Regions from separate parts of the Homo sapiens genome. Here all the other regions are linked to region 2. Evidence: read pairs that join two places in POLR2A ChIA-PET (ENCODE). Cell type or tissue: A673. All regions are shown on one strand.

What was found. Peaks named below come from ENCODE experiments on the same cell type or tissue, not always from the same donor. Only the 100,000 strongest peaks of a DNase experiment are listed, where the experiment ranks them.
Region 1: POLR2A ChIA-PET joins it to region 2 with 11 read pairs; 2 of 35 experiments call an interaction of 5 or more read pairs at or near these places.
Region 3: POLR2A ChIA-PET joins it to region 2 with 11 read pairs; 2 of 35 experiments call an interaction of 5 or more read pairs at or near these places.

Annotation. Positions count from the first base shown.
Region 1 is chr11:64,341,882-64,349,881 of GRCh38, reverse strand. It overlaps CCDC88B (coiled-coil domain containing 88B), which reads right to left. Exons shown (of 27, transcript NM_032251.6): 8 at 7,743-7,888; 9 at 7,507-7,588; 10 at 7,202-7,360; 11 at 6,557-6,703; 12 at 6,267-6,375; 13 at 5,968-6,104; 14 at 4,725-5,885; 15 at 424-551; 16 at 214-331. MIR7155 (microRNA 7155) reads left to right here and starts at 7,978; the gene lies at 7,978-8,000. RefSeq lists a silencer at 6,831-7,125. In A673, CTCF peaks have their summits at 5,868 (motif pointing right) and 7,269 (motif pointing left); a DNase peak (open chromatin) is centred at 7,211; H3K4me3 peaks cover 487 bases; H3K27ac peaks cover 452 bases.
Region 2 is chr11:64,562,029-64,570,028 of GRCh38, reverse strand. It overlaps SLC22A11 (solute carrier family 22 member 11), which reads right to left. Exons shown (of 10, transcript NM_018484.4): 3 at 7,871-8,000; 4 at 7,594-7,762; 5 at 5,601-5,721; 6 at 4,692-4,807; 7 at 2,216-2,430; 8 at 1,251-1,359; 9 at 171-377. Among named protein-coding and RNA genes, the nearest start is that of SLC22A11, 10 kb to the right of the region's middle. RefSeq lists an enhancer at 4,246-5,215. In A673, a CTCF peak has its summit at 4,463 (motif pointing right); a DNase peak (open chromatin) is centred at 3,278; H3K4me3 peaks cover 451 bases; H3K27ac peaks cover 983 bases.
Region 3 is chr11:64,287,980-64,295,979 of GRCh38, reverse strand. GPR137 (G protein-coupled receptor 137) reads right to left here. Exons shown (of 7, transcript NM_001170880.2): 4 at 7,766-7,915; 5 at 7,512-7,640; 6 at 7,259-7,377; 7 at 6,486-6,943. The coding sequence ends at 6,784. It overlaps KCNK4 (potassium two pore domain channel subfamily K member 4), which reads right to left and starts at 4,678. Exons shown (of 7, transcript NM_033310.3): 1 at 4,414-4,678; 2 at 2,773-3,038. The coding sequence starts at 2,961. It overlaps KCNK4-CATSPERZ (KCNK4-CATSPERZ readthrough (NMD candidate)), which reads right to left and starts at 4,258. Exons shown (of 11, transcript NR_133662.1): 1 at 4,195-4,258; 2 at 2,773-3,038. In A673, no CTCF peak of the experiment used is centred here; no DNase peak of the experiment used is centred here; H3K4me3 peaks cover 992 bases; H3K27me3 peaks cover 3,873 bases.

The DNA of each region.
Region 1 (8,000 bases), 220 kb after region 2:
TGCAGAATGGGGAAAATGAGACCCCAGATAAGTCAACACGGCCACCTGACTCCCAGCACAGTGCTCTCTCCAACAGGCCCCACATGGGGAGTGAGGCAAGTAGCTAGCCAAGAATCCAGAGGCAAGACTAGGAGGACAGATGACCCTGGCATCTGCTCATGGGATGGAGGGCAGGGTGGCATGGCCCCCAGCTCCCAGGCGGGCAGGCATCACCTGGAACAGCTCCTCTTCCAGCTGCAGGGCCCTGGTCTTGAGCTCCATCAGCGCCTCCTCCTTGCTGGTCGCCGCCGCCTGCAGCTCAGCTTCCAGCCGCTGCTCCAAGCCCTGGTACCTGCCAGGAGAATCCTTAGCACCCAGCCCCACCCCACCCTCGCCCCACCACACCCCTGCCTCCCTCATTCTTCCCCTCAGCCCTGTCCCCACCTCTGGTGCTGGCTTTCCTTTTCTCGCAGAAATTCCTGGCGCTCGAGAGCCGCCTGCTCCAGCTCACGCTGCAAATGCTCCAGCCGGTCCCCCAACTCCTTGCCCCGCACCACAGCTTTCTCCAGCTCCTGAGGGCAAGCAGAGCAGGCTCAGGGCAAGGGGGCAGGAGACAGCCGGAGACAGAGGCCTGAGAGTCAAGAGAGCTGCCTTTCTGTCCTTGACCTGCCATCCTGGGCACGTATCATTAAGCCTTTGGGCTCTACTTCCCCATCTATAAAATGGGAGCAAAGCCTGGGGCCCTTGAAATTGGGCATGAAAGAGCTGGGTGTTGTAAGCCTGGCAGGGCATGAGGAAGGCCCCTGGGCTGGGAGTCGGTAGGTGACACATGTTGGGCAAGTGCCGTCACCTCTCTGAGCCCACGGTTCTTCATGTGCGCAGTGAAAGGTGGATGCGCCCGGTGGGCTGCCACCCCAGCCATGTGACAGCGAGACAGCTAGAGAGGCTCAGCAGAGGTGGGTCGGGTGAGAGACCTTGGCTACAGGGAAAAGGCCACGGAGGGCTGGAGGGACAGGAAGTCAGGAGCTGACAGTGGGGGCTGGGGGGGCAGGGGGCGCCAGGATGCTGCCAGCTAGGTGACCTGTGGCCTTTGGCGGTTGGGCTGCACCACTTTGGAAGGAGACGGGAGGCCCATTCTGGCCTGTGTGCCCCAGAGGGAGGGAGACCAAACCATTCTGCCACATGGGGGGCCTGGCAGGATGAAGCTTCGGGGACAGCTGCCCATGACCAGCTGCCAGCCAAATCCTGCCTTGGAAACCAAGCCTACAAGCCTTGCTGCTGAAAACTACCTTCCTGGCTTAATAACTGCACCTAGGCCTTGCCCAAGGGGCACTGCACCTCCTGACACTCTTGGCCACCACCTCTCCCTGAAAAACTACAAGTCCGATGAGGCACTGCTGCCTGGCTGGCTGACAGCCACTAGCGCAAGTACTGGGGTAGGAGGCACGGTGAATAGAACCTCCCGCCCAGCCCCTGCCCTGCCCTCCTCCGGGCCCTGGCCACAGCCCTCCTAGAACCCCCTCCCCCAAGCCTGGGAGGCTTCCCCACCCAGTGGACAACCTGAGACCCCCTGGTTCCCTGACCTCCCCCTGGCCAGCCACCTTCTCCTGCTCCAACCAGGAAATCTCACAAAATTCCCCCTTTGTCCCTAGCTTCCCCCACCCTCTCAGTCCTTGGAGCCGGCTCTTCCAGCCCGCCAGCCCTACCCTCACCTTCACTGCCTACCTGCTGCCATTCCCTCCCATGGAACAGGTCCATTCTAGGTGCCAGGCATTGCCCCAAGCTCCCTACGCTCATTATCTTACAGGATCCTGTGAGGCAGGTACAATTTTTTTTTTTTTTTTTTTTTTTTTGAGACGGAGTCTTGCTCTGTCACCCAGACTGGACTGCAGTGGCGCGATCTTGGCTCACTGCAACCTCTGCCTCCTGGGTTCAAGCAATTCTCCTACCTCAGCCTCCCGAGTAGCTGGGATTACAGGTGCGTGCCACCACACCCGACTAATTTTGTGTTTTTAGTAGAGTTGGGGTTTTGCCATGTTGGCCAGGCTGGTCTCGAACTCCTGACCTCCGGTCATCCGCCCACCTCAGCCTCCCGAAGTGCTGGGATTACAGGTGTGAGCCACTGTGCCCAGCCAAGGCAGGTACAATTTTTATTCCAGTTTTACAAGTGAGAAAACTGAGACTCAGAGAGGTTAAGTAACTTGCCCCAAGCCACACAGCTGGAAAGTAGGCAGGTCGCCCGGCTAGACAGCATCTCAGCCACACCCCACAGAGTGGACCCCAGAGATGGTCTCTCACCTTCCCTCTCACATTCGCCAGAACCCCCTTACCCTGGGCCTGTCTTGCACAACGCCTGACCCCATGTCTACCCAGCAGTGTTCTCCCCACCCCCCATCCTCATAATGGGTCTCTGAGCAAATTACTCTTCCTCCCTGAATTTCAGGGTCCTTGTCTGTACAGAAATGGGACTGGAAACTGCCTGTGCAGGATGACTCAGTTCCTACCTGTGTTGCAATCTCACAGGTCCCCTAGCACTGGGGCCCATTGGCCCAAACACCCTTCCTCGCGCCTTTTCACACGCAGACCTGACCACTTTGCTCACTTTGCCCATTGGGGAGCCTTCAGTGGCTGCCCAATCCCCCATGGCAAAAGCCCTAACCCCTTCCTTAGCTTGGAAGGAAGCTGAAGCCACGCCCAAACACTGGATTGCTAGCTTCGTGGTCACTGCTGTGTGCCCAGAGCCTGGTACAGGGCCTGGCACCAAGAAGATGCCTGTAAACATGTTTAAATGAATAAGTAAAAGTGTGTTGGCCAGGTGCGGTGGCTCACGCCTGTAATCCCAGCACTTTGGGAGGCCGAGGCGGGCAGATCACAAGGTCAAGAGATTGAGACCATCCTGGCCAACATGGTGAAACCCTGTCTCTACTAAAAATTCAAAAAATTAGCTGGGCATGGTGGCATGCACCTGTAGTCCCAGCTACACGAGAGGCTGAGGCAGGAAAATCGCTTGAACCTGGGAGGTGGAGGTTGCAGTGAGCCGAGATCACGCCTCCAGCCTGGTGACAGAGGGAGACTCTGTCTCAAAAAAAGAAAAGAAAAGAAAAGAAAGAAACTAGCCAGGCCAACATGATGAAACCCCATCTCTACTAAAAATACAAAAATTGGCCGGGCGCGGTGGCTCACGCTTGTAATCCCAGCACTTTGGGAGGCCAAGGCGGGTGGATCACGAGGTCAGGAGATCGAGACCATCCTGGCTAACATGGTGAAACCCCGTCTCTACTAAAAACACAAAAAATTAGCCGAGTGCGGGAGCGGGTGCCTGTAGTCCCAGCTACTCCGGAGGCTGAGGCAGGAGAATGGCGTGAACCTGGGAGGCGGAGCTTGCAGTGAGCCGAGATAGCACCACTGCAGTCTGGCCTGGGCGAAAGAGCGAGACTCCGTCTCAAAAAAAAAAAAAAATACAAAAAGTAGCCAGGCGTGGTGGTGTGTGCCTGTACTCCCAGCTACTCAGGAGGCTGAGGTGGGAGAATCTCTTGAACCTGAGAGGCGGAGGTTGCAATGAACCAAGATCACCCCACTGCACTCCAGACTGGGCAACAGAGGGAGACTCTGTCTCAAAAAGAAAAAAGTGTCCAGTCCTCCTCTCACACCCACTCCCATGCCTCCCTAGTCAGCTTCCTCTGCCACTTACACCATGGCTACTGCGTCCTGATAGCCCCAAGCTCCCCTGTCCACCAAGGTGACCCTCCTCAAGCGCAGCCCCACACAGTTCTACCCTGGCTTTCCCTGCCTGGGGAGGGAGGACCAACACATTCAAAGCTGGCCCTCATCATCCCTTCCTCCTGGGCCCTGAGCATTCTTTTTTTGTTGTTGTTTCATTGGATGGTGTTTGTTTGTTTTGAGACAGTCTCGCTCTGTCGCCCAGGCTGGAGTATAGTGGCACAATCTCAGCTCACTGCAACCTCCGCCTTCCGGGTTCAAGCAATTCTCCTGCCTCATCCTCCCAAGTAACAGATTACAGGTGCCTGCCACCACGCCTGGCTGATTTTTGTATTTTTAATGGAGGCAGGGTTTCACCATGTTGGCCAGGCTGGTATAGAACTCCTGACCTCAAGTAATCCACCCACCTCGGCCTCCCAAAGTGCTGGGATTACAGGTGTGAGCCACCACACCCAGCCCCTGAGCGTCTTTAATGCCTTTGTCTTTGCACATGCCATTCCCTCTGGACAAAATGTCCTCCCCACCTAGTGACATTATGGTCACTCCTCCTAAAGCCTCCTTGCCTCCACTTGGGCATCAGCTCACCCTCCCATGGGCTCTCGTAGCACTTGGCTCTGAATAACCAGTGCTTGAACACTTACAACATACCCTTGCCAGCATGAACCAGACCTTTACAGCTACTGTCTCCCAAGGTCCTCCTAAGACCACCCCAGGTGGCCAGGAATAGTACCCCTGTTTTACAGAAGGATGCCTGGGGTGGAGGTGAGTCTACTGCTGCAGCCAGAGAGCCAAGATGTGTACTAGGCAGTCCCACCCCCTCCCACAGCGCCCCCATCACACAGTGGACATGGCTCTGTGCCCCAGGCCAGGCACACCTTTGGAAGGCAGGGGTGGACTTGGCCTTTCTATCTCCAGCCCCAGCTCAGTGCTGGGCACCCACTGAACAGCTGCTGATGGAATCAGTAACTCCCAACAGCCTGGAACTCTGCTTCCCAACCCCAGCGGTGAGCCCCAACCTGACCTACCGCCTGGAGGGCCTCCTTCTCCCGGCGCTCCCTCTCAGCCTCCTCCAAGTGCTGGCGGCCCTCGCTCTCCAGCACCTGCATCCGTTCCTCGGCGGCCTCCGACTGGGCCCGCAGCCTGGACCCCTCACGCTCCCACTGCCTCCGCTCCCGGCCCGCTGCTGCCAGCGCCTCCACCAGCGCCTCCCGTTCCTGGGACGCAGACTCCAGCTCCTGGCCAGCAGCCTCCACTGCCTCCCGCAGCCGGGCTTGCTCCCAGGCCTGGGCCTCTGCCTCCCGGTGGGCCTCGGCCTCTGCCCTTCGCGCTTGGGCCAGCTCCTTGGAGAGGCGGGCAGCCTCCGTGTTTTGGGCCTCCAGCTTGCGGGCCTGGGCTTCCAGCTCATCTCCAAGGGCCTCAGCCTTTCTCCTCAACTGTGCCACCTCCTCCCTGAGGGCCTCCTGCTCTGCGACACCACTGGCCAGGCTCTCCCCTGGGATTGGGCCTTCCCAGACCTGGACCTCAAGAGCCCCTTCTGACTTCTGCTGTGGTTTTTGCCAGGCTGGGTCCCTGACCGTCCCTTCCAGCCTCTGGTCATGCTCTCTGGCCTCTGCTTGTCCCGTGGCCAGGTCCAGGCCCTGGTTTGGGCCCTCCTGCTCCTCCAGCTGCACAGAGCTGGGCTCCGAAGGCCCTGGCTTGTGCTCAGGGCCCTCCTGTCTCAACCCCCAGGCCTCAGGCACCAACTCGCCTTGGGGAGCCTCTCTTCCCTCTGTCTCTCCTCCCAGCAACTGCGGGGCCTGAATTTTGGTCCCTGGACCCTGAGGTGGGGCCACAGAGGCAGGGCTCTGGAGAGAGGATCTACGGCCAGCCTTCTCCGGGGACTCCTGTGTCTCCACAGGAGAGCCTGACTCTTGCGGGGACCAGTCTGAGGCCTGGGGGTCCATGGCAGCTGCCTGAAGGGGACTCTCTGCCTCCTGTGGGTCTGAATCAGGTGCCTGGGGACACTCAGCTGATGCCTCGAGCACTGAGTCTAATGCCGGGGGAGCCAAGTCCAAGGCCTGGGGGCCTCCATCCCTTGCCTTCTGAACCAAGCCCTGAGGGCTGTGGTCGAAGGCCACAGGAGTCTGGGGAGCCTCCTCCAGCACTGGAAGAACAGGGTCCTCTCTCGGTGCCTCCAGCAGGGGGTGCTGAGGGCATACGAGAGGGACAGTCAGGCCCAGGGAGGGACTAGGGGAAGGGCCGGCCAGGACCCTGGGGGAGGGGACTTACCTGGCCCCCTGGCTGCCCCTGAAGCACCTGAAGCAGCCCCCGAAGCTCCCGGTTCTCCCTCTCAAGGGTCCGAAGCCGCCCAGCCTCTGCCTCCCTCACCTCATCTTGCAGCGAGGGGGCCGCTCCTGCTAGGGGTGCTGAGGATGAGAGATGAGGTCAGGACCCCTCCTTTACTGCCTGGCTCCTCACATACACACCCCAGAGGCTTGGGAGAAGGGAGGGAGTCAGAGGCTCTCCCCAGTACACTGCTGGAAAGCATAGGAAGCCCCCACCCCAGCCCTTCCAGTGGGGTCCCTCACCCTCCCCAGGGGATCCTGGAGGTGGCTCCAAGCTCCGCTGAAGCTCCAGCTCCAGCTCCACATTCTCCTCAGCCAGCTGGTCCACCTGATGCCGCAGAGAGTCCAGCTCCTGGGGGTGAGGGAAGGGTCAGACAAGCCCTCCACACCATGGCCAGGCCGAGTGTGTAGGTCGGAGGGTCACTAGAGGTCACCAAGAGCAGAGGTTGCAAGAATCACTAGGGACCACTAGGGAATCAATGGGGTCATGGGGTGACGGGGCAACCCAAGTGGGATCACTCTGGCTACCTTACCGCATGGGCCTCGCCCAGCCGGGTTCGCAGCAGCAGGTTCTCGCGCTGGGTCTCGTGCAGCCGGGCGCAGCGCTCTCGGGCAGCCTCCAGCTGCTCTTCCAGCAGCGCCTTGGACGCCTCCAGCACCCCCGAGAGCACCCGCTCCTCCTGGTGGGAGAGCAGGGAGAACCGGTAGCCACGCAGCCCCCATGCACTCCAGCGCCTGAGGGTCCCAAACTCCTTCCCCTCAGCCTGTCACAGACCCTGCCTCCCTCCCCCACCCTGCACCCCATCAGTCTCTAGGCCCCGCCACTCCCTTCCATCTTCTTCCCACCAAGATCTCTTCAGGTACTTTCTCCCTCGCCCCTGGCCCCGCCCTTTGTGCAGGCCCCGCCCTTCTGTCCATGCCCCGCCCCTCCCCCCCGGGAACAGCCCTCCTTCCAAGGCTGCATCACTTACACAGCCCCCCCACTCCCCTACACCTGCCCCATCCTCTGGAGGCCCTTTCCCAGACGCCACCTCCCTGAATTTGTCCTCACCCATTTCTCCACCTGTGACTGTCCCCTCCAGAGAACCTGCCTCTCTGCCCTCGGGACCCAATCTCGCCCCTCCTCCTGGCCCGCCCCCTCGCGCACGCCCCGCCCCGCGGCTCCGTCTCCGCCTCACCTCCAGCTGACTCTTGTAGGCCTCAGCCGCCTGCAGCCGCTCGCGGCAGCGCCTCAGCTCCTCCTGCAGGCGGGGCAGGCGGCCGGCCCGCTCCCGCAGCGCCTCTGCCTCCTCGCGGTACAGCTCGGCCCGCTTGGCCTGTCCCGACAGCGCCTGGGCCTGGGCCAGACGGTGTGGAGCTGGGAACAGCCAGCCGCGGGCCAGAGGGATTAGGGACGGGAAGGAGCCGGGTTGGGAGGGAGGCAATGGGACCGGGTGCGGGGAGGTTAGGGAATGCCGCGGTGGCGGGGAGCATGTGAGCGCACCTCCTGGCGGAGCCTTCTTATTTCGGCCTCCAAACCCTGCACCTCGGCCTGGGAGTCTAGCAGCAGCTCGGCCTTCTCCTCCCTGGAGGGAAGGGGAGTCTAGGGAGGGTCTGGGGGCCCACAACCCCCAGCCCTTCCCAGGCCTGACCCCTCCCGTAGCCACCAGGGCTAGGGTCCCATCCAGGCTTAATCTGCCCCTCTCCACTCAGTCCCCTTCCCAGGCTGCGCACACTCACAGCTCCTGCCGCAGACGCCGCAGCTGAGCCTTGGCGTTGGCCAGCTGCAGGGCCAGATGGTGCGAGGGGCCCTCGGCGGGAGCCCTAGAGGGAGCCTCAGGCCTCAAGCAGAGGGGTTCTCGCTCCAGCAGCAGTTCAGCCAGCCGCTGTAGGTCAGGGGTCAAGGGTCAGGACTAACTTATCCAATGCCTCTGCACATCGACCCCCAACCACAACACCAGACATGGGGTTGTGGTCTGGGGTCTTGGGCCATCTGGT
Region 2 (8,000 bases):
GTATGGGGATAGTAATAATACATTTCTGGCAGGATTGTTGGAAAGATTAAATGGTTTCAGAAACACAGGCCTTGGTACTCTTGAGCCTTTGCCCTGGGCAGCCCAGGCCTGTCTCCATCTTGGCCCAGGAGGAAGCCCAGCCCGATGCCCAGGGATCACAGGTCACTCACTGGCTCTCCAGGTCCTGGATAGTGTCAGGGAGCGGAAGTCCCTGGGTCTCCGGGAGGAAGAACAGCACAACCAGGCTGGAAGCAATGGAGATAACGCCATAGAGGAGAGGAGGCAGCAGGGGCAGGGCTTGGCGGCTCATCAGGATCAGGGGACCCATCATAGCCCCCAGCCGGCCCACTGTATGCAGAATGCCATCTGCTGTCATCCTGTGGGTGAAGGGGAGGGCCCAGATCCCTGTAACAGCTGGCCCTGTGGCAGGAAGACATCCTGGGCTCACAGATGCCAGGGGAAGGAAAGCTGGGCTGAGGGAATTGCCCTCCTCAAGGCCTCCTCTAATGCCACCTCCTCCACGGAGCCCACCCAGATTTTTGCATCTAGTGTTTCAGGGGAAATCTCTAGGGCCCACCTCATTTTCCCCACTCTTGGGCAACTTAAGGGCTTCTCCATACTCCTGCTAGGCCACTGAGCTCCCAACTCAGGCTTTCCATACGATATCAACAAAATCAATAAATGCTTGTCCAAACAACAAATTAAAATATGGAGAAATGAGTGAGTGGTGGAAAGAACATTGGGCTAAAAGTCTGGAGAGCTGGAGTCCAGTCCTACCCTTCTGCTGAGCCAGTCCTTCACCCCGAGCCTCAGTTTACCCAAATATCAAATGTGGGGGTGGCCTAGACTCTAGACCACTGGTTTTCCATTTGTGTTTTATGATGCCCTTGGGCTCCAAGGAGGTGACTTGGGGCTCTCTTGGGGCAGGGAAGGAGTGGTGGGAAGTGAGTTGAGGGTCCCCACTGCTACCAGGGCAGCTCTTGGTCTCCTAATCAGGATTCTTATAAGATTCCATCTGGACAGATGACTCTGTGGCTCAAAATGGTGTGAAAACACAGGCCCAGATGTCCCCAGGGCTCTACTGTACTGCTTCTGTCTGGGTCGAGACTCTCAAGGGGAAGAGCTGTCCTGGGGGGGACCCTGAGCGGCCCTGGCTGCATTTCCCTGGCTGCCAGACCCTTCTTTCCCTTCCCACCGCCCTCTCAGGACGGCCCTGCTGGCCCTGGGGCATGGCCTGCAGCCCAGCTTACCGCACTGGCGTTGGAAAGAGTTCAGCCTTGTAGATGGTGAGGCAGGTTAGGCTTATCCCAAAACATCCCTTTCCCAGCACAGCAAAGACCACACGCAGGGTCTGCAAATCTGGGTACAGGAAGGGGGTGAGAGTGGGGTTTGCCCTGGAGGGTACCCAGGGGCTAGTCAGTGTGCGGCCAGCCAGCCTGGAGCAGAGGGGACCCTGGGCTCCCTACAAGTCCCCGGCCCTGCTGGCTTGGTGCGGGGCTGCCCAGGGCTGGGGTTGGGGGACAGAGCATAGGATGCGATATCGCGGCAGGGGCCCGAGGGGCACAGGCAGAAACCCAGCCAGGTCTAGGGTAGCTGAGCCTGGCCGGCCGTGGAGGCTGCACTGAAAGAATGCCCCCCACCGCGGCTCCTAGGGTCCCGAGATGCCTCTTGCTATGACGGAGAGAGCGCCGGGCCCGGTCCACAGCAGCCTTCCTGCTGCCCGCCAGCCTGCCTGTGTGGGGATGGCAGAAGCCCTGGCCTGGAGGCGGAGGTCCGGGCCCCCTTTTGGCCGCAGGCCTGGCCTCCCCAACGCGTTGCTCCGTGGAGGTGCCTGAACTGCTGGGAGGTGCTCGCCGTTGTCAGTTTCCTCGCAGCTGCTCGCGCTCAGAGCTTGGGCTCTCGCTGCAGCCTGCAGGGCCCCGGCCGCCTCCGTCCCCGCTCAGGCCTTCTGCCAGCCGCAAGGCAGCCTCCTGCCTTCCTCCCGGCTCTGCCGCCACCGCACGACGTGCCGCCCTGTCCCTTTCCCCCAGTCTCCCACCCTCAGCAATAAAAGGAGACACAGAGAGGGATTCCAGGTCCTCATAGCCTCCCTCATTCAGAAAGAAAACAGGGAGGCAGCTCCTGGGGCCAGGGAGGGGATGTGGCCCCACGCTCAGAGCAGTGGGGTGGGCGGGGAAGCAGGGCCCGGTCCCACCGCCCAGTCCGCCTGCCTCACCTTGCGGCACCAGCATGTTGGCTAGAATGGCGAGGCCGGCCATGGCCTGGGAACCCGCCTGGATGGTGCGGCGGCCAAGGAAACTGAGCAAGAGGGCAGTGGTGGCCCGGCCCAGGAAGTCCACGGCCCCGAAGAGGGCCTGGAGGAGGAAGATGTCACGGCCCAGGCTCTGCAGGTCGAAGACCAGCCCATAGTAGGAGATCAATAGAGAGAAACTGCGGGCAAGGCTGGAAGTCAGGTCCCTGCCCTGCCGGGGAGAGGGCACCCCAACAGCAACAGCACCTCCCACCAGGAGCTGCCTGGGAGGACATGGCCAACCCCGGAGGACAATCCTGGGCTTGTCTCGGCCAGCGATCCCAGAAGCCTGCCAAACTCAGGACACAACCCCAGCGTCAGGCTCTTCCAGGAAAGGGCAGGCAGGGTGGCTCCACCATCCCTTCACACACAGGCTTTGTGTCAGGGGCAGCGATGCGCTGGGGCGTTGCCTCTCTGGCTGGGACCAAGTCTGCCCTCGGGGGCCTCTGAGCTGCCCCTCACTTCCGGACTAGCCCTCTCTGGCTTTGATTCTGATAACCAGTCACACTGTGCCTTTCTCTTGGAAGATGGGAATCATGGCAGGACAGGGCCTCTCGGGAGACCCTGGGCTGCATTGCCCAGACCACATTCAGGATGGAGAGCCTGTCCCCCAGCCCCTGGGAGTGCTGCCCCTTCTCTGGGGAGAGCAGCCTGTGACTGGTTCATGGGGCAGAGGGACCACCCAGAAAGGCCCCAGCTCCCACGCTCCCAGGGGCTGGGCTGGGCCCAGGCTGTGGCTGCATCTCCCCTTGCCTTCCCTTCTCCATCTCAGGGTCTGCTTTCTGCCCACTCCCCCACCCCACTGGCTCACGAGTAGCTGAATTTACGGTATTTAAATTCTCATGGTTTGGAGATGGGATTTGGATCCACAACTGGCTGCAAGGTAAAATTCTTCTCGGCCACGTTTAAAATCTGTGCTCTCCCTGCTTAACCCAGATGCTCCTCCCAGCCCTCCCCTTAGGCGTCACCTGATTGCATCACCCAATAAACATCGGACAACACCAGCCCAACAACATCAGAGTAAAATCGCACAAGCCGCGGTGTTTCATGAAGTTTATGTGAGTGACGTGAGAGTCACTGGGCTGGTGCTCAAAGCGGCCGACACTGGAGCCTTGGACAGATAACAACTGGGTTAACAAGACAGGAAAACCCACAAGGTCACCAGCTTCAAAGCCTCTGATTTGAATAACAAAGGTTGCAGAGCCGGCCCCTGGGAGAACTGAGGAATCCTGGAAGGTTTTTTTTTTTTTTAAAAAAAAAAACTGGTCCCGGGTGTTTGCAGTGAGAGCACTCCTTCTGATTTATCAGAAAAAAATTGAAGTTTTTTAAAAAAGGCATTTGATCTATCTTTGTTCTAAGATGTAGCAAGTATTTGCCATCATAACCCATATGTGGTTAAATATAGCATAAAAGAAACGTTTTCCTAAACTTCAGTTTTATTTCAAGATAAAAGTCCCAATCAAACCAGGTCCTTAGGTTTTTTTTTTTTTCCTTTGACGGAATCTTGCCCTGTCGCCCAGGCTGGAGTGCAGTAGCACAATCTCAGCTCAGTGCAGCCTCTATCTCCTGGGCTCCAGTGATCCTCCTGCCTCATTTTTTGATTTTTAGTAGCGATGAGAGGGTCTTACTATGTTACCCAGGCTGGTCTTGAACTCCTGGGCTCAAGCGATCCTCCTGCCTCAGCCTCCCAAAGTGAGGGATTACAGGCTTGAGCCACCGCGCCTGACTGGTCCTTGCTTTTTAATATGCTCTTTTGGATGTCACCGGAACTGAATTTGTTTTAAGGGCCTTTTCCTGGGCCCAGATGACCTTGGGTCCCGGGGAGGGCCAGGGTCTGGTCGCGCGGGCCCTGGCAGTGACAGTGCCGGTAAGCCAAGTGTTAGCTCAGCCCGGTTCCAATGCAGGCTCTATTATTTTGGGCTTGTTCCTTACCCCTCTGGGATCCTCTTTCCCCATCAGTGAAGTGGGGTTGCATGGAGGGGTCAGCGAATGCAGGTTCACCCTCTAGGAGCATGGCCATGGTCTCTAGGAAAGTGGTAAGTCTCTAACGATGACACACAGTGGTACTCCTCGGCCGTGGCTGGTCCCCTGGCTCTAGGGACCCTGGCTCTGCCTCTGTCTTGGGACCTCCCTGGGACCCTGGGACCCCCAGCCTAGAGCTGCCTTTTCCTCTGGCTTCCTGCAGATGGCAGCCTCCAGATCCCACCTGTGCATAGTCCCTCTCTGCTGCCTGCCAGGACTCCTGCCTGCTGGGGCTGTCTGCGTCCTGTCCCAGACAGAAATGCACCCCCTTGAGGCCTGCGGGTGCTGTTTCCCCTGGACGCTCTGCCTCCTGCCTGTCCCAGCTCTGCCTCCTGCCTGTCCCAGCCCTGCCTTGGGGAGGGACACCAGGACGGCGTACTTCACCACCAGCATGGCGCAGCTCCTCCAGCGGAGCACGGGCACGCAGAACAGGTCCAGCACCGACCGCGGCTCCTTTGCAGAGGCCACCTCCTCCTTCACGCTGGACATCAGCACCTTCCGGGGAGAATGGGGGCACCGTGAATGGTAGGGCAATGGCCCTGCCCCACCCCCTGTGCCAGAGAACAGTGTCCAAGTGGCCAGAGTGACGGGGAGCCTGTCCTGGGCCTCGGCCTCTGGAAGCTGGATCCCTAGGGGAAGGGGAGGGGATGGGGCAGAAAAGGTTCTCTCCAGGCCCTGGCTCTTCTGCAGGTTTGACTCAGCCCTGGTCCTCTCAGCTCTAGCTTGCCTCCTTCTGGAAGCCTTCCCTTATCCTCCGACCCCATCTTCACTCTAATCTCTGGCAGCGCCTGTTTCCTGAAAGCAGCTACCTTCAAATAAACACATTCTGTTTCCCCAGACACATCGAGAACCCCCATGAGGTGGGTGCGTGCTACATGCAGGTGGAGGTGGTGGGTGATGGAGGTGACGGTGTGGGTGCTGTTGATAATGATGGTGCTGTTACCGATGGTGACGATGGTGGTGAAGGTGGTGGAGATGTTTTGCAGAGATGGTGGCTGTGGGGTTAGTGATGGTATTGGTGGTGCTGGTGGTGATGGAGTGATGGCAGTGAAGGTGATGGTGGGTGTGGACAGTGGTGGTGCTGTTGGTGATGGTATCGGGATTGGTGGTGGTGGTGGTGGTGTCTGTGTGGAGGTGGTGATGGAGGTGTTGGTGGTGTCTGTGGAGATGCTGGTGGTGGTGCTGGTGGAGGTGGTGCTGGAGTGGGTGGTGCTGTTGGAGGCCACACGGATGATCCCTCAGTGCACGTCCTGTCCCAGGTCAAGTCTCGCAGACAGCAGCATCTCACCTCTATGGTCAGGTTCTTGGCCTCCTTGTGGCCATTTATCCTGGCCACCTTTCTGAGCTCCTGAAGTGCTTGGTCTGGTTTGCCCTTAATAATCAGCCACCGGGCGGATTCTGGCAGCCACCTGTAAGGAGGCAGGTGTGTAGCTGGGAGTGCACGCTGGGCTCTCCCCCGGGGCGGGGTGGAAAGGGGCAGTGGGCACGGACCCTCCAGCTGAGATGAGTGATGAGGAAGCACATGCTTCTGTGCCGCTGCTGCCCAGCCAGGAGCCTGGCAGTCCCCAGCGGTTTCAGAATAAAGCTGAGTCCCAATGCCTGGCCGCCCACCTTCCCAAGCGAGCCACCTCCATCTGGCTCGCCTGGCTGCCCGGGGCCTGCCCACCTGAGCCCTGCACACAGCCAGGGCACAGGTGGCCTGGGCATGGGTGTCCCTAGAGTTGGCTGCTTCACCAGTGATTCTGGGGCTATTTCTAGGATAGAAAGGTCACTTGGTGCTGGGTTTTTTTGTTTTTTTTTTGAGATGGAGTCTCACTCTGTCACCCAGGCTGGAGTGTAGTGGTGCGATCTTGGCTCACTGCAACCTCCACCTCCCAGGTTCAAGTGATTCTCCTGCCTCAGCCTCCTGAGTAGCAGGGTCTACAGGTGTGCACCACCATGGCTAATTTTTTTGTATTTTTAGTAGAGATGGGGTTTCACCATGTTAGCCAGGATGGTCTTGATCTTCTGACCTTGTGATCCACCTGCCTCAGCCTCCAAAGTGCTGGGATTACAGGCTTGAGCCACTGTGCCCGGCCTTTTTTTTTTTTTTTTTTTTTTTTTTTTAGCACATTTAAAATATCCCCAGGCAGAACCAGGTGATTTTATAAAACCAGTCTATTTCTCCCCAACCTCAGGGGCAGGTGGGCCAGGAGAAACACTTTCCTGGTGGAAGGCACAGGATCTGCCCAACCCACCGGCTCTCAGCCCTGTTTGCAGGGAAGCTAAGAAGGACTTCTGGAGGCAGTCTGACGTAGTGGTGAAGAGTTAGCCTGCCTAGGTTCAAATCCTGCCTCTGGCATTCACCGGCTGTGTGTGACCTTGGGTGAGTGACCTAACCTTTCTAGGTCTCGGTCCTTCATTTGAAAATGGTGGTAATCGCATCATCTTACTTATTAGAAGGTGTGTTAATACGCACCTAGTGTTATAAACTGCACCTGGTACACACCTGATCAGCGTGGCGGGGATGGCCTAATTATTGTAATTATGGGATGGCCTTCCTCTTCACTTATTGATCTGTGTATGAAACGTAAGCTCCACGGGGCCACTGGTTTTTGCCTGTTTTGTTCACTTGTGTGTCCCCAGCACCTAAGACCCTCTGCACCTGTCTGTGTCTCCTTCCTCAGTGCCAACCCAAGGAGGGATTTCCAGACCTTAGGGATTTTTGCGGCCCCTAAAATTGTAGTGACAACAATCTATTTTCATATCCAATGTTGGTCCGCACTGTATGTGAAGGAGTGAAGCTGGTGGGTGGGGGCTGGTGCAAGTATTGAGGAAGGACGATGCTCACAGCCTCAGCCCAGGGGACAGCGGCAGTGGGGCCTTGGGGACCGGGAGAGCGGCCGCTTCCACTGTGGCCGAAGTTCAGCCCAGTGCCCCTGGATCTTCCAGTTTTTCCAAAGAAGGTAAAAAATACTGTTTTTGTTTGTTTTTGAAAATCTTCTGATTTTTAAATGTTAGCAACTAGTTACAAATGTATTTTTTAAATCACCATTTGAGCCAATGCTGTGCCAGCCCATCTTGGCCTGTCTGGGCTGGATGGGAGCCACGGACCTCGGGCTGCAACACTTAGCCCAGGACTGCCAATCACCAATGTCCCTCCCTAGCGAGGGTGCCGCTCATGCCATGGCCCTTCTGTGGCACTCCAGGTCTCTGGACCTACTGCCAGCCAGAGAGGTGAAAGTGAAGAGTCCCCCTCCCACCCTGGGTCTCCTAAGGAAAAGGTCCCACATCATACTGACCAGGATATCAGGGAGATGGCAAAGAAGGGCACTGATGCTGCCAGCTGGAGAGTCCTCCAGTCCCGCAGGGCAAAGGCCAGGCCGCCCAGCGCCGCCTGGCCTGCGCTGAAGGCACATCCCACCACCGTCATGGTGACCGCCCTCCTGCTGGTCGTGGTCCACTCCACCACTGAAGGATGCAGACACGTGCAGGTGAGGCCTCATGCGGCGGCCTGAGCCCCATTCTCTCCTGCCACCCCCGCCCCCATGGCAGGAGCGCGCTGAGCCGGGGACTCACTCAGTGTCAGTGAACTCAGAAAGATGCCGGCCATCCCAAAAGCGGCCACGAACCGCAGGCCGCAGTAGATGACGAATGTTGGGGCGAAGATGGTGCTGGTGCCCGCCACGGCCAACTGCAGGCAGCACCA
Region 3 (8,000 bases), 270 kb after region 2:
GCATGCAGGTCCCATGGGCAGGGACTATTTTGAGAGTGCTTGCCCTAGGTGAGAGGAAGTCAGAGAGACTCTTCCCCAAGCAGCAGTGTCAAGGTACCAGAATGGTGTCTGTGGGGCGTATCATAAAGCACCTCTTCGCCCCCTGACTGAAGTCCTCATTAGCAAGACTTAGTCCAAACTAATCTTCCTAAAGTGGCTGCTCAACACCCTCCATGGCTCCCCACTCCTTGCAGGCCTAAACACCCCAGACCAGCATTCCTTTTTTCAAACTGGTCCCCACCCCCCTTCCCCTAGTCTTCTCCCTGGGACTCCAATTTGGCACCCCATGTTACAGCAACCTTCCCCCCAGATTTTCTGAGATGATTCCATTTCCTGTAATAACTGTTAATAAAAGCAAGAAGCGAAATAGCTAATTAAAAGTGATTTAATGTGTATTTTGCAACACTTTTCCAATAAATTCACGACTTAAGGGAAAAATCCTTTGTCATCCTGTGTGTTCTAATTTTTGCTTCAAATGACTAGGCATCTGCTAACTCCAGGTTCTGCAAAATGCTCCGGAACTTTCCAGCTTCCACGCCTTTGCCCATGCTGTCTCTCCACATGGGCATCTCTTGCCCCTCGTCTCTACTCTCTACCCCTCTCGCCTGGTGTATTTCAATCACCAGGTCATCCCTCAGGCCCCTGACATCTCCATCCTTGTCCCCAGCCCCTAGCTCAAGGTCTAGCACAATTGGTGCTTAACAGAAAGAGGGAAACTTCCTTTCCACTGAATCCTACAGTGATCTGTCTGACCATGGATCTCTCCCCTTGCCTAGATGTGACACCCTCCAAGGCAGACCCTGTGTCTGATCCACTCCAATATCCCCTTGGCATATAACACTACAGCACCTAGCACACAGTAGGTGCACAGTTGCTGCACAACTAATTCAGGGAGTGAATCCTACTGTGGAAGAGAAATAAAGCGGCTGTCACCCACCCTTCTAGGTCCTGCCTCTCCTTTTCTTCCTTTTTCTTATCCAGGAAAAAAGCAATTCCATTGTGAAGACAAACTAGGTCAGATTCCCTCCCTCCCTCCCTCCCTCTCTCTGCCCTGTGGTCTGGCCAGATACATTCTTCCCACGCCTCTCTGAGCCTCCACTGGCATTCTGTAAGTGTCAGAGATGCTGTCGGGTGGTCTGTGTCCCAACCCCACCCCACACTCATCTCTGCCCTGAGTCCTGCTGCCTTGAGAATCTGCTGGAACACTGAGGCCTCCGTGCCAATGGCCCCTCTCTCCACAAAGAACAGGCAGGGAACAAAGGGTACTCTTCAATTTCAAATAATAGACATTAATTTATTAAAGCTAAATCTTAATTTTTTTGTATGACAGTGACTCCGAAATCAGAAAAAGTAACAGACGTGCCTGCCTGACTGTATCCCAGAAGGCTGCAGCCCAACACTTTCTTTTTTTTTTTTTTTTTTTTTGAGACCGATCATCCAGGCTGGGCTGGAGTGAGTGCAGTGGTGTGATCTTGGCTCACTGCAATCTCTGCCTCCTGGGTTCAAGCGATTCTCCTGCCTCAGCCTCCCGAGTAGCTGGGACCACAGGCATGCACCACCACACCCGGCTAATTTTTGTATTTTTAGTAGAGATGGGGTTTTGCCACATTGGCCAGGCTGGTCTTGAACTCCTGACCTCAGGTGATCCACCCACCTCAGCCTTCCAAAGTGCTAGGATTACAGGCATAAGCCACCGTGCCCGGCCAACACTTTCTTGAGTCTATGGTTGGAGTCTGACCAGAAGTGCCTCAGGGAACCCTGACGCACCCCCCCTTCTCCCCACATGGTAAGCATGCATGCTGGGGGAAGGGGCACCTGACCTGGCATTCCTGGTGGCATGGATCCTGGAACCCTCCCAAATCACCTGCACATGTTCATATGCACACTTTTCCAGGGGGAGGGGGTGTGTTCACCATGTTCTTGGGCTTTTCTAAGGCACATGACTCCAAGAAAAGTATGGGAACCGGTGTAGGTAGGGTTGCCAGATTTAGCAAACAAAAATATTGCTTGGGATGGACTTGTATTAAAAAGGCATTTGTGGGCCAGGTGTGGTGGCTCATGTCTGCAATCCCAGCACTTTGGGAGGCCGAGGCGGGTGGATCACTTGAGGTCAGGAGTTTGAGACCAGCCTGGCCAACATGGTGAAACCCCATCTCTACTAAAAACACAAAATTTAGCCGGGTGTGGTGATGAATCCCTGTAATACCAGCTGCTTGGGAGGCTGAGGCAGGAGAATCACTTGAGTCTGGGAGGCGGAGGTTGCTGTGAGCTGAGATCACACCACTGCACTCCAGCCTGGGTGACACAGGGAGACTCCGTCTCAAAAAAAAAGGCATTTGCAGTTTAACTGTAATTCATGTTTAAATGAGAGTCTTGGATTTTGTGTGGCAATCTAGACCGGTGAGTGAGACCTGTGCAAATGTAACATAGCCCATGCGCTATGGCCATTCATTCATTCATTCATTTCCCCCTCATCCCACCACCATCACACCCTGAAGGAGACATTATAGGTGCACAGTCCTGTGCCAGGCTCTCCAGGAAAACAAATGACCCCACAGTTGCCCTATTGAAAACACAGAGACCTGGTCCCCAGCCTCTGTCCCACAGCCTCCCACTGCACCCGTCCTCAGGGATACTGATCTGAAAGCAGCACTGGCACAGGGCCTCACTGGCACACAGCTAGCGCCAGGGGTGATGGGTGACAGCTGAAGGGGCTGCGGCCCACCCACGCACCTTGATGAGGAGGCCCAGCTCCTGGTCGCTCACACACGGATGGGCCCTCAGGAACTTCTCTCGGACCTCCCCCAGCTCCCTCTGGGCCTGCTGCTCGTGGGGCTGCTCCAGGGCCCGGAACACCAGGGCACCAGACACCAAGTAAAGCAAGACCAGCGCCAGCAGGGCCAGGAGCGTGGTGCTGCGCATGGCGCGCCCAGGCGCCGGGCCAGCTCCACTGCCCGCCTGGAGGGGCCGGGCGGGGGGCTCCTGGGGAGCTGTCGTCACTGCGGGCAAAACCAGGGATGCTGGGGTCACTGAGCTGGCCTGACACCCACACCCTCCTCCTCTATCCCCTACACACCCAAAGATCCATAAAGCCCCCAGCTGCACTGTCCACAGACATCCCTCTGGCTGGACACACCCAGTCCCCCTCCTATCTCCAGCCTTCCCCTTACCTCCGCTGCCCGGCCCTCAGCCCCTGTCTGGGACTACCGGGTGAGGAAAGAGAGGAGGGCACCGAGAAGGGAAAGGAAGGCGAGTGGGAGGCCGAAAGAGAGCCTAAGCCTGCCTAGGGGGAAGCGGGGCGAGCGAGGAAATGTGTGGAGCTTGGTGGGGGTGCGGGGAGCTGGCCCTCGAGGAGGAGGCTGAGGGGGCTCGGAGGCGTCCGAAGGGAAACCCGGAGGAGAGGCCGGACAGCGCAAGGCGGGGACAGGGGAATGGTGGGTCCCTGCTCGCCCGCTGCGGCTGTGACAGCATCTCCGCGGCTTCTCCGTCCCCTCTCGCCTCGCCCTGCTTCCTGGCTGGCCCTCCAGGGTGCCCCCGCGCCCCGCCGGGCTTTCGAGGAACCCAGGGGCGGGTCCCGGCCGCCGCACCCAGGCGAGGAGGGGTGCTGGGGACGCCCAGTTCCCGGAAAAAGCGGGGCGGGGGTCCGCAAAGGCCACACCGGGGCGACAGCCCCCGAGACAGCTGTCAGTCCGAGACAGCGGGCGGCGGCGCCCACGCGCACACACGCCCCGGCACGCGCCGCCAAGCGCGGGCACAAAGACCCGCGCGCCCACGCTCCATCCCGAGGCTGCAGCGCCGCGCCGCCCCGCTGCACGCACGCACCCCACCTGCACTCTCCGCAGACGCCCCGGCATCCCCGGCCCCCATGGGCGTGCCGGCCGCGCCAGGGCACCCAGAGCCCACGCACACGTGTGTGGACACTAGCGTGCACACGCCAGACAGCAGGGCCACCGCGCAGCGCCCGCAGCTCGCTCCCACCGCCTCCCCCGCGTCCGCACAGCGACGCCTCGGAGCGTGGCGGGCGGCGGGACCGGCGGCCACACCACTCCCGGAGGCGCCCACGCGCGAGAGGTGGGCACCCCGCCCGGCCAGTCGCCCCTGGGGCGTCCCTGCCCCTGAGTCCTGCCCGCGCACCGGAGCCCGCACCGCACTTACTGTCGGCCCCGCTGCGGCTGCGGCTGAGGCCCGGGTTCCAGCACGGCCTCGCCGGTGCCGACTGGGCCGCGGAGGCGGCAGGGGCGGAGCGGGCGGCCGCCGGGGCTGGGACCCCCCTCCCGCCGGCAGAAGCCCCCCTCCTCCCGCGGTTAACCCCTCCGGCGCCGCGCTTCCCTCCGTGCAGCGCCCTCGCCGCCGGCGCCGCCCCAAGCCGTTTACCTGCGGCCGCCTGGCTCCCCACAGCCGGCCAGCCCCGGGAGGTGGGTGGCAGAGGAGCCGGAGAGGGGTTGCAGCAGGGGCCAGCCTTCTAGCCTTGGACCGGAGCCCAGTGTGGCCAGCGGCAGGGCCCCGACCTGGGCATCAGCTGGCCCGTCTCTCCGGACAGGCACCACGCTAATCTGGCATCTCCCAGGCCCATTACCGGATCGGGAAGGGTCCGCAACTCTCCGCCCCTGGGGACAGCCTGGCCCTTGGGCTCAGCACTCATGAGGGAGGGGCTCCGCGGGACAAAGGGGTGGGGGAAACCCGGTGGGGCCACCTGGAATTGGCCGACGTGGAGGTTGGGACCCACCTCTGGGGGAGTTGCTGCTGGAGCACCTCCTGCCCCCACTCCAGGTTTTGGCCCTCTACCTGCTCCCCGGCTATCCCTCCAGGGTGCTCCCTGCCCCAGCTTTTGGTTCTCACTTCCATGCCCAGAAATCAGCCCCGGAAGGCTGTGGCTGAAGCTGCCTGCAGATCCCAGCATGGCACTGGTGCCAGCATCCACTCTCCCACTGCCTGAACACCCAGGCCCTGGCTGGTCCTGAACTTGCCCCGCCCTGTTCTCACCCACTTGACAACCTGTGACCTCTCCAAAGACCCTCTGGTGCCTGCTGGGGTCCTCAGCCCTCATGCTGGATGGCTTTCAGCCTGGGCTTTGAGGCTGACCACCCGCTACTGGTAGGGAACCTGAACAGGTTACCAAACTCTGGAGTCTCCCTGTTCCCACTTACAGAAAAGGGATGATTAATCATCACTTCGGGGTGCTGTTCTGGGCATTAAGGAGGCCAGTGTTTAGAAATCCTCAAAACAGAGCCTGGCACACACAATAAAGTGCCCCACAAACGTTAGCAGTTTTTATTTCAACAAAAAGTGATTGTCCAGCTTCAAGCTGATTCTCTATGAGTCTCAGATGCCCTCTCTGGAGGCCCTGAGGGCCTGGTGCCCAGGATGGTCCCAAGTAAAGGGTTTTGAAGCAGGCCCAGTGATAAGCCAAGGGAACTCTGAAAAGCTGGGACAACCACCTATGTGGGCAGGGGACAGACCCTCCAGCAAAGGACTCCTAGCCATCAGACAGACCTGCCAGGGCCATGGAAGCAGAGGGCAGTGACTATGCTACTAAGGACAGTGGAGAAGAGGGCTAACGGGAGGGCATAGCTAGGGGACCACCTGTACATCTGGGCAAACCCACGCCCTGGTAGGAAGATGGGGGCTGCTCAGTCACTGCGCCAACTCCCCAGCAAGCCCTGGACTAACTCCTGACTCCTAAAGACCAGGTTGGGGTGGTGATAGGGAAACAGGGCCTCCAGAAAGTCTAATCCATTGGGGTTAAGACTCAGAAGCTGCCAGGCATGGTACCTCATGCCTGTAATCCCAGCACTTTGGGAAGCTGAGGTGGGTGGATTGCTTGAGCCCGGGGGTTCGACACCAGCCTGGGCAACATGGTGAAACCCCACCTCTAAAATTAAAAATTAAAAAATTAGTCAGGAATGGTGGCATGTGCCTGTATTCCCAGCTACTCGGGAGGCTGAGGCAGGAGGATTGCTTGAGCCTGGTAGGTTGAGGCTGCAGTGGGCCATGATCGTGCCACTGCACTCCAGTCTGAGTGACAGAGTGAGACCCTGCTTCAAAAAACAAAACAAAACAAAGAACCTCAATGGCCACATAATCAGTAATGTGGAGCTGTGGGGCCCAGCAGAGGGGCCATGTCCCTTGACCAGGAGACAGAAGGCTTCCTAAAGGAGGTAACAGTTGACGCAGGTCTTGAGGAAAGAGTAGCAACTGTTCAAGTGGAGAGGGATCTGGAGGTAGTGGGGCAATTCTGGGCCAGGAGAGCTTTGAGAACAAAGGCCTGTGTGGTCTCCTTCCCTTGCAAACTGCAGGCCCCTCCTCTCCCAGCCCACCAGCCTTGATGGGGTAAGTCACCCCTGCCCAGCCTAGCAGCCCACTTCAAGGGCTAGTGTCTGTTCAGCCTTAGGCCAAACAGGCAAAAGTGATAGGAACACAAGGCAGATGACAGACAGGTGCACAACTGTGGGGCGCAGACACTGTTTATTGAGTGGCAGGCACAGGAGAGGTAGCTGGCTCCGGTGTGGAAGCAGAGGTGGCAGGTCATGCCAGGGTGCTGTGGGCATCTGGCAGCCAGGGCCATGCCCCCCATCCTAGGGGGACGGCACAAGCTCACTATGACAGGAGCAGCAAGGAGCCGGCCAGAGGAGGGGGTAGCCACGACCCCCAGGATCCTGGGCAAGAAGCGGCAGACAAACTTGGCACAGGGGCCTAGGGTGAGGGGGACTGGGGCCTGGGTATTCTGTGGGGGAGGGAGGGGGATCACGTCTGTGGGGTGGAGTAGAGACTGTGGTGGTGGCCGCCTGGTCCTGGCACCTGGGAGAAGAGCAGAGGAGTGGTCTTCGTCTGGCTGCCCCCATACCAGCCCGGCTCACGCCCGATGGCACCATACCAGCTCCCAGAGCCTAGACTGCCCGACATACTGCAGCAGAGAAACAGGGTCAGTCTCAGGACAGTGACCAGGGCCACAGTCACAAGAGCTGCAGGAGGAAGACAGGCTTAGAACAGAACCCCTGTGACCTAGACCTTCGGGGCCCAGGACAAAGTACATCTCTAGGCAAGAGGTGGAGGCTTTAGCAATAGGAACCCAGGGGACCTCACCTAGTACAGATGGGGAAGCAAAGGCCATGGCAGGGGTGGAAGGCAAGACCCGGCTATCTCGGTCCCCCATAGCTTGATGGAGCCAGCGGGGTGGGCGGGTAGGGCAGGGGTACTGAGGCAGTGCCACGGCTCCTACCTGGTGCTCTCACCCCGGCTGTGCTCCCAGGAGCAGCCCTCATCTTCACAGTGCCCAGCCCGGTCAAAGAAGTAGGACCGAGAGGCAAAGACCTGCCCATTGAGGATGTGGCTGGTGCTCTGGGGGAGGAAGCCATCATCGATACTTACTCCTGTCCTGCACTGGCCTCCCAGGCCCAACCCCAGACTCCAACCCAGGATTTGCAACATCCGCCCCCTCCACTGGCCCCACAGAAGAGGGAGCAGACCCTTACCAGGTCCTGTGGGGGCCGGTGCACCCGGAAGAAGCCCACCAGCAGGGTGGTGGGCAGTAGCTCCCACACGAAGAGGATGAGGCCAAATACCAGGTAGCCTTTGTTCCCCAGGTCATTCACCAGGTCCGCCTGTGGGAAGGCAGGGGCTGGTGCCAGTCTGCAGTCACGCCAAAGGGGTAGTGGGACAGGGCCCAGGCCAGCTGGGGCCAAGGTGCCACGGCTACTAAGGAGGTGGCAGACATGCGTATGCCCACCTGGTCAGACACATTGTACCAGTCGTAATCGAAGGTGTCCAGCCGGCTCTGGGGGGCCAAGGCCAGTGCTGTCAGGTTGTAGCAGGCCCGGCTGGCATAGAGCAGGACCATGGCGCCACCCATCGCGGCCGCCTGGCACACACTGGTCCCCTGGCACAGGTAACAACAGAGGACCCTCAGGGAGAGAAGGCTCCCAGCTTCCTCTACACCCTGAGAACCGCTGCCGAGAGACCCA